Regions from separate parts of the Homo sapiens genome. Here region 1 is linked to region 2. A link is a loop called in an ENCODE intact Hi-C map of the cell type or tissue named here. Cell type or tissue: endothelial cell of umbilical vein. All regions are shown on one strand. Each heading gives the region's core, and the rest is flanking DNA. Links, peaks and the distances in the headings are about the cores only. Region 1 overlaps PRCP (prolylcarboxypeptidase). Region 2 overlaps LINC02734 (long intergenic non-protein coding RNA 2734).

What was found. Peaks named below come from ENCODE experiments on the same cell type or tissue, not always from the same donor. Only the 100,000 strongest peaks of a DNase experiment are listed, where the experiment ranks them.
Region 1: a loop joins it to region 2, with 8 times the contacts of the local background. A loop is called at or near these places in 1 of 110 quality-filtered maps.

Annotation. Positions count from the first base shown.
Region 1 is chr11:82,887,527-82,892,910 of GRCh38, forward strand. All of the region lies in intron 1 of PRCP (prolylcarboxypeptidase), which reads right to left. Among named protein-coding and RNA genes, the nearest start is that of PRCP, 10 kb to the right of the region's middle. In endothelial cell of umbilical vein, for the core only: no CTCF peak of the experiment used is centred there; a DNase peak (open chromatin) is centred at 2,255; H3K27ac peaks cover 1,830 bases.
Region 2 is chr11:82,790,043-82,795,426 of GRCh38, forward strand. It overlaps LINC02734 (long intergenic non-protein coding RNA 2734), which reads left to right. Exons shown (of 3, transcript NR_183631.1): 2 at 1,547-1,653. Among named protein-coding and RNA genes, the nearest start is that of LINC02734, 11 kb to the left of the region's middle. In endothelial cell of umbilical vein, for the core only: no CTCF peak of the experiment used is centred there; DNase peaks (open chromatin) are centred at 1,229, 3,369 and 4,689; H3K27ac peaks cover 2,276 bases.

The sequences.
Region 1 (5,384 bases), core at 157-5,156, 97 kb after region 2:
ACTATCATAGAGTGATACTTACTGTTATCAAAGTATTGTTCCTTGGGAGTACTTTGAACTGAAGAACACTGGAAGAGTCTCAGAAGCAAAGTCTCTTTCCCTCTTCTGTCTTTCTCTCTCCTACTCCTCTTTCTCCCCCAAGGCAGGTCATAGAAACTAGGACCCTTCTTCCTGAAAGCCAGCCATGAAGCCTAAAAATACTAAATCTAACCTTCCCCTTCCTTTCTGTATAGGAGCTGGTTACAAAGAAATTATCTGACCTACCTTGTCCCATAGTTGATCTTAAGACCGTCATTCCAAAAGGGGTCTGACACTACATCCAGGAGGAAAGAATGCCACACAGAGACCAAGAAGAATCAGAACAGATAGACCTTGCTGAGTTTCCCCATTCAGACTATTACCACTAGGATCTTTCCCTTTTTGTTCCATCACTTTTCTACAGGACTGTCCATTCTTCATCAAACGTAAGCCTAAAAATGAAGAGTTTCCCCTGAGTTTTTTGGGTCTTCATTTCTGAAGACTCCCATATCACATAAAACTGTGCTTAAATACACTTGTTATGCTTTTCTCTTGTTAAACTGTATTTTATTATAGGGGCATTGACCATGACCCTTATGATGGGTGAGAAAAAGTATCGCACCTTTCTGCCCATACATACCGTACAACCAAATTGCAGGGCTGCTCAGAGAAAGCTTCTAAGAAAATCTGCCTTTAACAAATCTGTTTCTCCTAACCTGTGTGGTCAATCTGCACCATATGAGCAGCAGGAAAGACAGCATCATGGGCTTGACAGAGACACAGCTGCTGCTTCTCTCCAGCCGCAGCACCACAGGGCAACCTGAACTAACATGTATGCCATAGAAAGTAAGGATTTACAAATATACACAGTTAACTGGCTTCCACTTGCAAATGAAAAACCGAAATCATAAAAAGTTTACTTTAACACTCCAATAATAAATACAGGTGGTACACAATTACCACAGAAGTAGCCTGTAAGGAGACATTCCTCTTGTGTTCATTCTCCATCCCAGCCCTCGCCCATACACAAAACAAAGAAAAAACAAGAAATGCAGCATTCCCTCCCTTAATCCTTTCTCTGTAGATATGTTGGGAGAAGGAAAAGCACAAACTTCTAGCCACAGCTTCCAGACCCCAAAATAAGAAAATTAAAACAGGTAGGTCTGTCTTTATCTGACATTCTATCATGCTCTCCAAAGGATGTGAGACAGCTAGGATCCAAGTTTCCTTAACCTTCCCCTCCTCCATATACACACACCTTCCTTACCTCAGTGTGTAGAAAAATGGGAGAGAAGGAGGGGGAAAGATAGAGATTCATCAGATTTGTGAAAATAATACTCTAGGAAAAACAATGTCACATGTGCTATGGAGGAGTATGGATGTTTACAAGACAGGATTCCTGCTTTAAATGTAGAATAAGAGAGGAGTATAAAAGATTATATATAACACAAGGCTAGAATAAGACATGTGCCATAAAAGTACAAAAAAAGATTTGACCAATCACACACTGTCCAGGAGATTTAAAAATGGGCTGGGTGCAGTGGCTCCCACCTGTAATCCCAACACTTTGTGAGGTACAGGTGGAAGGAAAGATCACTTGAGGCCAGAAGTTCAAGACCAGCCTGGGCAACATAGCAAGACCCCATTTCTTTTTTTTAAAAAAAATATCCAGGCATGGTGGCACAAGCCTTTAGTCTCAGCTACTCAAGAGCCTGAGGCAGGAGGTTCACCTGAGCCCGGGAGTTTGAGGCCAAGTCTGCAGTGGGCTATGATCACAACACTGCACTCCAGCCTGGGTGACAGAGCAAGACTCTGTCTCAAAAAAAAAACCAACAAAATAAAAAAGAGGAAGAAGAAGAAGGAGAAGGAGGAGGGATGGAGGAAGGAGGGGGAGGAAGAGAAAGAAAGAAGAGGAAGAGGAAGCGAGAAGAAGGAGAAGGATGACAGCTCCTGGAGGAGGCAGAGGCAGAAGCAGCAGAGGAAGCTGCAGAAGCAGCAGCAGAAGACGCAGCAGCAGGAGCAGCAGAAGCAGAAGAAAAAAAACAGCTCCTGGAGGAGGCAGTGTTAGAGGTAGGGGTTAAAAAATGGAATGGGATTGATAAAAGAGGTAAGGCCCATGGGAGAGAGAGATTCCAGGCAAAGGGAACAATGTGGATTAACACATAGACAGGAAAGGAATGGGCATATGTGGTGAATAGATAAGCAAAATGGAAAGGCAGTTAGGGCCATAGATTGAAAGGCCTTAAATGCTACAGGATTTTGTTCTTAATAAAGCAAACAATAAAGAGTCGCAGTTTCTGAAAAGAACAGTGATTCAACTGGAGGAGAGGTGATTTATGTGACAACCCATGGGAGCTGTACCGGAGGGGGAAACTGCAGGAAGCTAGGAAGACCAACTGGTTTACTCTTCTAGTAGTCAGGGGAGGCGGTAATAGGGGCTGCAAAAAGGGGCTGTAATCACTCCCTTGCATGCAATTCTCACTACCCAGGCCTCTCTCACCTTTTTGTTCTCACTTGGCAAAAGTGCAATTCACCAACTCCACAGCCATACCCAAGAAACTGAATGTAGCTAGAGAAACATACAGCCACATCAAATGGCCTTACTAACTTACATAACAGTTACATCAAATGGCCTTACAAAGTTAGAAAAGCTGCCCTGCAATCAAACCATATGCCCCTAGTGCATTTACTTTCCTTCTCTGCTAGAGGAGCATTTCTGTTCTCTCCCTTTCTCACTCTCAGCTGATGACCTTCCATCTTATTTTGCTGGGAAAAGGGAAGCGTTCTGAGAAACAGCACACAAGTTCTCACTACCATACCACCTTCTTACCTTCATCTGTGCCTATATGATGTGCCTAACCCAGTTTGACTATGGTCAAACTGTTCATGCTCTTGTTTTTTCATTAGATCCCATTTCCTCTTGCCTAAGATATCCCACTACCAATTCTATTTCTTTCTTGTTCCGTCACTTTCTCACTCTCTCGGCTCATTTCCCTTAGCATACATTCGATTATTTCTCCCATCTTAAAAATGGGAACCCTCTCCCCCTCCATCTACCACACCATATTTCTGCTCCCCTTCACAGCAAAATTCCCCAAAAGATTACCACACTCGTGGTCTCAATTCAGCTTCTCCCATTCTCTCTTGCATCCACTCCAATGAGGCTTTCGCCTCCACTCACCCTCTGAGGAAATTGCTGTCAAGGTCACCATAACCTCCACATTGCTAAATCAAGTGGCCAATTCCCAGTCATTTATTTAGGCACTACTGGTTACCTTCTTACGGAAATGCTTTTTTCATTAAGTAATCAGGGTATCACACCCTCCTGGTTTTCCTCCTCCAACTGTTCCTTCTCAGTCTCCTTAACTGGTTCCCCATTTCCCTGACTTCTAAATATGCAGTGTTGAGAAGATCATCTTTAAAAGAAAAGATCATCTTCACTAACTCCTTTGTTGCTCTCTTCCAATCTCATGGTTTTACATACCATCTGTATACTAACAGCTTCAAATTTGTATTACTTGCCCCACCTTTCTTCTAAATTCTTGACACAATACCATTTCTGAAACCAAGTTCCTCTTCTCCTTCCTTCCCCAAACCTACTCCTTCTGCAGCTTTCCCCTTCTTGGTAAATGACAACTCCTACCTTCTAACTGCTCAGGCCAAAAACCTTGGAGTCATCTTCAATTCTTTATCTCACAACCTACATCTAATTCATCAACTATACCTCTCAGCTACACCTTCAAAAATATCCAGAATCTGAGCACTTCTCAGCCTCCACCACTACCACACTAATCCAAGCCACCATCGTCTCTAATCTGAAATTTTGCAACAACCTGGTCTTTCTGTTTACCCCCTTTCCCCTACATAGTCTATTCTCAACACAATAGCCAAAGTGTTTCTTAAGATTTATTAATCAGAGTCATTCTTCTACCCCTAAAGCTCCAAAGGCTTCTCATCTCATTCTGATTTACGGCCAAATTCCTTACAATGGCCCAGATGTCCCCGCATTATCTGGCTCCCTGAACCTCCTTTCTGTCCTCCTCTAGTACTCTCTCCCTGGGGCATGTCCCTCCAGACATACCATCCTCCCTACAGTTCCTCCCACTGAGCACACACCTACCTCAGGGTTTTTGCACTTGACCTTCCCTGCCTAGACATTCCCTGTGCCTAGAATGTTTTTCCCCATGCCTAGAATGCTCTTTCCCCAGTGCCTCGAATATAGTAGGCACCTAATAAAAAATTAGGTAAATGAATTTAGACAGACATTGAACATTCATTTTCCATTTTGCTTTTTTCATTTATTATTAACGCATAAACATTTTATCACATTGTCAGAATACTTTAAGACCATAATTTTTTGGGCTAACAATATTCCATTTTATAGACATACCACAAGTTATTTACAATTTGGGACTGAAAAACCAGGATATTTACAAATGGGATATTTTGGATGTTTCTTCCTTTGATATTTGTGAACTTCACTTCACTTTTAGAAGTGAATCTACTAGTGAGAATATGTACCTCACAGGATTGTTGTAAAGCTGAATATGAACTAATAAGTGGACACAGAGACATCAGTTTTGTTACTACTGCTTAGATTACAGAGACATCATGATGTCAATGAAAGATCATAGATCTTGAAAGAAACAGATAAAAAACATGACTCACAATATTGTCCTTTAATAGCTTAAGACACTTAACCTCTATGAGTTTCAATTAAACCATCTATTTCAAAAAGCGATTATATTAATAATAATTAAAAAGAGATGTAAAAGAGTTTAGCATAATATTGAGCTCAGAGTAGATAATCAATAAATGTTCATTCATTCACTTCTCATAAACAATACCTAGGGTTTTTAAAATTGTGAACCAGAAAGAAAAAAATATTTTTATAAATTATCCCATTACATACATATTGTTAAATAGATAATAAAAATTTTCAGTACAGAATTATTCTTTTTAATTAACAATTACTCAACACTTACCAAAGCACACTTAAGATTACAAAAATCTATATATCAATTTTGTTTCTTTTATTATAATAAAGCTAGGCAAAACAATTATTTTTAATTACTGAATGATGGTATCAATAAATAAGTTCCTTTTTATCATGTGCTTTAATGTACACACACAACAGGTCAGTAAACTATTATAATGATGACAAGTTAAGCAAGAAAACATTTTAAAAATTCGCCTCACTTCAGGGCTATTTCTTGAAGCAATCTGTGTGTTGGAGTCAGATGAATGCCAAGACATTACAAAATTTTCAGTGTTTTCCATGTTGTTTCGATATAAGTTTGAGTATATGCAGTTGGAATGGTCAACAAGTACAATTTGAACTCCTTCAGGGTATAGTCATCTATGCC
Region 2 (5,384 bases), core at 265-5,264:
AAGAATTCAGGCAGGAAACTTCCTAGAATTTGCCCATCAAGATCTAGCAAGGGGCCAGGCATGGTGGCTCATGCCTATAATACCACCATTTTGTGGGGCAGAGGCAAAAGGATCACTTGAGACCGGGAGTTCAAGACCAGCCTGGGCAACATCGCTAGACTCTGTGTCTGCAAATAATAAAATGCTAGCCAGGTGTAGTGGTGCAAGCCTGTAGTCCCATCTACTCAGGAGGCTGAGGCAAGAGGACATGAGACACTAGGCTGATCAAGAAAAGGCAGCTAGTTACGTTTCAGACACTGGAACACACAGGATGTGCCAGGGCTTCCTCACCTTCCTTCTTGTGTCACAGTTGGAGGGAAAAACATATGGTAAGCACCAACAATTATTTGTGCCTACTTATACAGTAAGTGGAGAGCAGGAAGCCTGAATCCACCCACCTCACTCTCTTCCCCAACCCTTTCTGTTGTAGCTAAAGATGGTGAACATCTGACAGCAGGCAGTTTTCACCTTGCCACAGAGGAAACCTTAGGAGTAAATGGTGCCCAGTAGGTCATTTCATAAAGCAGATGAGAGCAGAGCTCTTCTGATGGAAGTGAAGGTGTGAGGTCCAGAATGCCACCTGCTCAGCCCCCTCCTTGTCCCTTGCACTTGGTAGGCGTGGGGTTGCAAGCAGATGGGGAGAACTGGGAAAAGGATGAGGAGGTTATGGTTCATAAAGAGAAGCCACGATGCTGCAGAGCACTGGGGATTTTATATTCTTTAGGGTTTTATTATGCCAAAACAATGGCGGGAGAACACAGTTAGGAATGAATGATAACTGGCTTCCAGGATCCTCACTAACCATGGTGATTATCTCTCAGCCAAAGTCTACAGGCAGCAGACTGATAAGAGACACATCAGTTCTTCTGTTTACAATTCATTTAGAGCTTTTTGTTTTTTCATTTATGTGGAAGCCAGTTTATTCAGGCCTCCAAGATAGGTCTCTAGTCACCAGGGAAACATTTGTCCTTTATCCCTTAACTACCTCTTGACTCCTCAAAACCAGAGAGGAAAATATACCTAACCAGATGGTAAGACAGGTCTGAGTTCACGCAAGACCTTCTTTCAAAGGCTGTGGAGGCAGGAGCCTGTGTAACCGCATCAGCCTGTAGCCAGGCATCCTCCGGAGGCCCCTCTCCCACCACACCCCAGCTCTGGGCAGCTGCTTCCCAGCTGCAGTGCTTGCCAACCCTCAGACTGGAGGGAGGGAAATGAAACCATAGCCATTTATCACCTGTCAAAAATTCAGACTCCACTTGTCCTGAACATCACAGCCAGACACACTAAGATAAGCACCAGTCAGAGGACAAGAAGGGGAATGTGAGGGAGAGCCAAGGGGCCTGTAGCCCACTTGCAGAGAAGAAGATAGTAACATAACAGAACATTTTGCCAGTATCTTCCTGTCCTTGACCTAAATAGGGCAGCAGAGTCTGTGGATGTGCGTTTCTCTAGGAGTAAAATGATCTGGCTGAGGGTTTCTGTTCCACTCCTTCACTGTGCCTTTCAGAAACTTACCTGGGCCTCCTAAGACCTGGCTGCTTCTTCTGTGGAGAGAGAATAATAGGAACATCTGCTTCAAGATTTTCATAAAGGTCAACTAAGAAATGTGACAAGGTTTGTGAACTATAAAGCACTAAACATAAGTGAGTATTAAGAGCATCTAAAGGCTCTCTAGAGTCTGGTTTTGAGTGTATTCATCAAATTATCATCTGCCTGTTTTCTGTTTTGTCCTATGTATGACCTAGGACAAAGCAAAGGAATCAGTGACTGCCAATTGTCATGTTGCCTGGGACAATAGCCTAATTAGATCACCGAAGAAGACTGCAAGGTGGAGAGGAAATCACATAGGCCTGAAGGCAGATAAGCAATTACCAGCTACAGGGCCTTGGGCACATTACCTTATGTTTTTGTTTGTGCACTCTTATCGGTGATATCAGGCCAACGGCACATACCTTCTGAGTTGGGGTGATTGGTAAGCTGTCTAAACTTCCCAGTTGGTAGGTGGAGATAAGCATGATTATGCTTGTCCAGGTCACTAAGACAAAATATCTTGAAATTAGTACTCCTGTAACGAGGGTGCAATTTAACAAACTACTATTTCATATTTTCTTTAATTGCTCCAATTATCCTCAAAACTTACAGGAGAGAGAAGACAAATTTTTCAATTCATGGTATCTCTTTCTCTTCATGTTTAACAGTCTCTTTTGTGTATGTTGGTGTCTTTGGGGTCAATGCTCTTTTGACTTTCTCTCCCTTCCTCTGATCCACCTAGAAATGGCATTTGGGTCAGTGAGGAGGAGCTTACCTGGACTTGCCGCAGTTGAAGAGCAGGGTCCTCACATTTCTCCAGAAAGTTCCTTATATTGTACTCTCATTTGGCCTCTAGACTGGGACACGATGAGGTGTTGCTGATTCCATCATATCTTTTACGGTTATCATACTGTATCTACTGCTTTTGAAATTCTTAGTACTAGTCATTTGGCTGGGTTGCAAAACTCCTATGTGATCTTTATTTCCTTCTTTTTTTTTTTTTTTTTTGAGACAGCATCTTGCTCTGTCTCCCAGACTGGAGTGCAGTGGCGCAGTCTCAGCTCACTGCAGCCTCTGCCTCCCGGGTTCAAGTGGTACTCCTGCCTCAGCCACCCGAGTAGCTGGGATTATAGGCATGTGCCACCATGCCTGGCTAATGTTTGTATTTTTAGTAGAGACAGGGTTTTGCCATGTTGGCCAGGCTAGTCTTGAACTCCTAGCCTCAAGTGATCCACTTGCCTCTGCCTCCCAAAGTGCTGGGGTTACAGGTGTGTGCCACTGCACCTGGCCTCTATGTGATCTTTTCTTTATCTCAAGCCCAGCTCGGCTAGTCCACTAATCTCCTTGGCACATCTGAGCCCCATCACCAAACCAAGCAGAAACTTTCGAATTCCCTGTGCGTCCTGCACAGACCAGGGCAATCAGCAGTACTATCTTACACTATCTATCTAGACCACTTGTCAGCCACTGCTGCACTGTACAGCTTCTGCCTCAGCTTAGGCTCAGTGCTAACCAGAATGCACAACTTCTTCTAGAGGCTTGCTGCGTCCCTAAGCCCTGGACCCAGGCCAGTATTTCTAATGCCTTCAGTTGTCTTATGCCTCTCTGAAGACTTCCATGGTGCACACACATAAACACACACACACACACATCCCTCACACAAACACATATACACACACACCTCAAAGTTATACCCTAAAAAGAGGGGAAAATGAGGACGCTGGTGTTCGTCTGTCTTACCCTACCATGCTCTCTCTCCTCCTTCTAAGATTAACAATGCCAGAAGAGGTGGGATTTCTCTAGTTATTTCTCATGAGTCAGAGCCTTTTCCTATGTACCCTGAGCATTCCTTGTATTATGGTTTATAGTAATTTTTAAAATTATACTTTACTAATGTGTCATAAAATCAATTTAGCAGGCCAAGACCAGATTTTTAGAAATAAAATCTAAAACACAATAAAAAGTGTCAATCAGAGGGCATCTGAAATTTTTATTACAATTTTACATGAATGTGTGTATGTGTGTGTGTGTGTGTGTGTGTGTGTGTGTGTGTGTGTGTGTGTTGAGTGATAACAAAAAATATATTTGTTACCATAGATTGTAATCAAAAAGTCCAGGCCAGTGCAGTGACTCATGCCTGTAATCCCACCACTTTGGGAAGCCAAGGCAGGAGGATTGCTTGAGCCCAGGAGTTCCAGACCAGCCAGGGCAACATAGTGAGACCCTGTCTCCACAAAAAATAAAAATTAGCTGTGCGTGGTAGCACATGCCTGTAGTCCCAACTACTCGGGAGGCTGAGATAGGAGGATCTCTTGAGCCCAGGAGGTCAAGCCTGCAGGGAGCTGTGATTGCATCACTGCACTCCAGCCTGGGTGACAGAGCTAGATCCTGTCTCAAAACAAAACAAAAAAAAACAAAACAAAACAAAACAGAACAAAACAAAAACTAAAAATCACTAGCTACATTTAAATGAGCTTGTTGAAAAATTCAAAAATAAATAAATAGAAATTCAAGCAATGCTTTTGGTATGTAAAGATAGCTTAAGACTTAAAAAATCAATCCTGGCCGGGCAAAATGGTGCATCCCTGTCGCTACTTGGTAGGCTGAGGCAGGAAGACTGCTTGAATATGGGACTTTGAGACCAGCATTGGCAACAGAGCAATAACACCATCTCAAAAAAAAAATAAAAAAGGAAAAAAATCAATCTTTTCTGTCAAAAATGTCTGATCTCAAAACCGTTGTTTTACTAGAAATTCATGGAAGAATTCAGGGGTGAAGCTGAATTCTGAGTAATGGACATTTTGCTATGGTGGTATCTACTCTTGCAGTGACAGATGATGACATTGAGTCATTGAGTGAAGAGCTACAAAGCAGCAAGATTTATAATATATTAAAAATAATCTGAATAGTCCAAAAAGTATGATGCCCAATACACTTTTAGAAAGGTGTATAGTATACACCACTAGCAGACCTGGCCCAAAGAGCACACTAGGATTCAATGAGCTCTTACTCCCAGCGCTTTGCCAGACATCCCAGAATCAAGGATATCCTGACTGACTTACATCCTGCCACGAATGATCTATTAGTAATCCTGTGATTATCTTCAACCAAACTGAGTTATTCACCATTTTAAAGGCCAAATTTAGGAGTGAGCCTGCCAGGCTACTTTCCAACATCCTGGTTCATAAGGGGAGCCAAAGCAGGTCTGGAATAAATGTCAACAGATGGTTTTAAACAACTAACTGCAGCCCAGTTTCACCAGAAACATCCACCAATCGAGTCAGGAGAAAGCCTCAGAGCACCTTGTGCCATATAAGTAAGAAGAGTGCCTCAGAGTTTGGGTTGATCCAGAAAAGACCACCCCTCTTTTGAGTTCTGTGCCCCTGACAGGACCCTCACTCTCTCTCCTCCCTGTCCCTCCAGCACTCACAGCCTACACCCCTCCTGCCTGGAGACCATCAGGGTTACCTCATATGCCGTTTACATCTACTTAAGTCAGACACCAAAAAGAGTGTGGAGCTTCCTTGTCCTCTGGGCTCTTATCCCCATTTGGCTTGCTATATTCACTTTTCTGATGCCATCTACCTGGGGAGATGTCTGAGGAAACGCTTCCGCTATATCCCCCTGGAAATCAGAGCCAGTCATCAGCAAATCCCATACATCTTCAATCTTGTACTCTCCCTTGGCCTTCTTGGTCTAACAGACATCTGACTCTCCCAGGAGGACATTGCTTCTCCAGAAACCCTCTCAAGTGGTTGCTGTTTTATCTCCAAACTCCTTGTACCACACAGATCCCTGGTGGGGGTAAAAGTTTT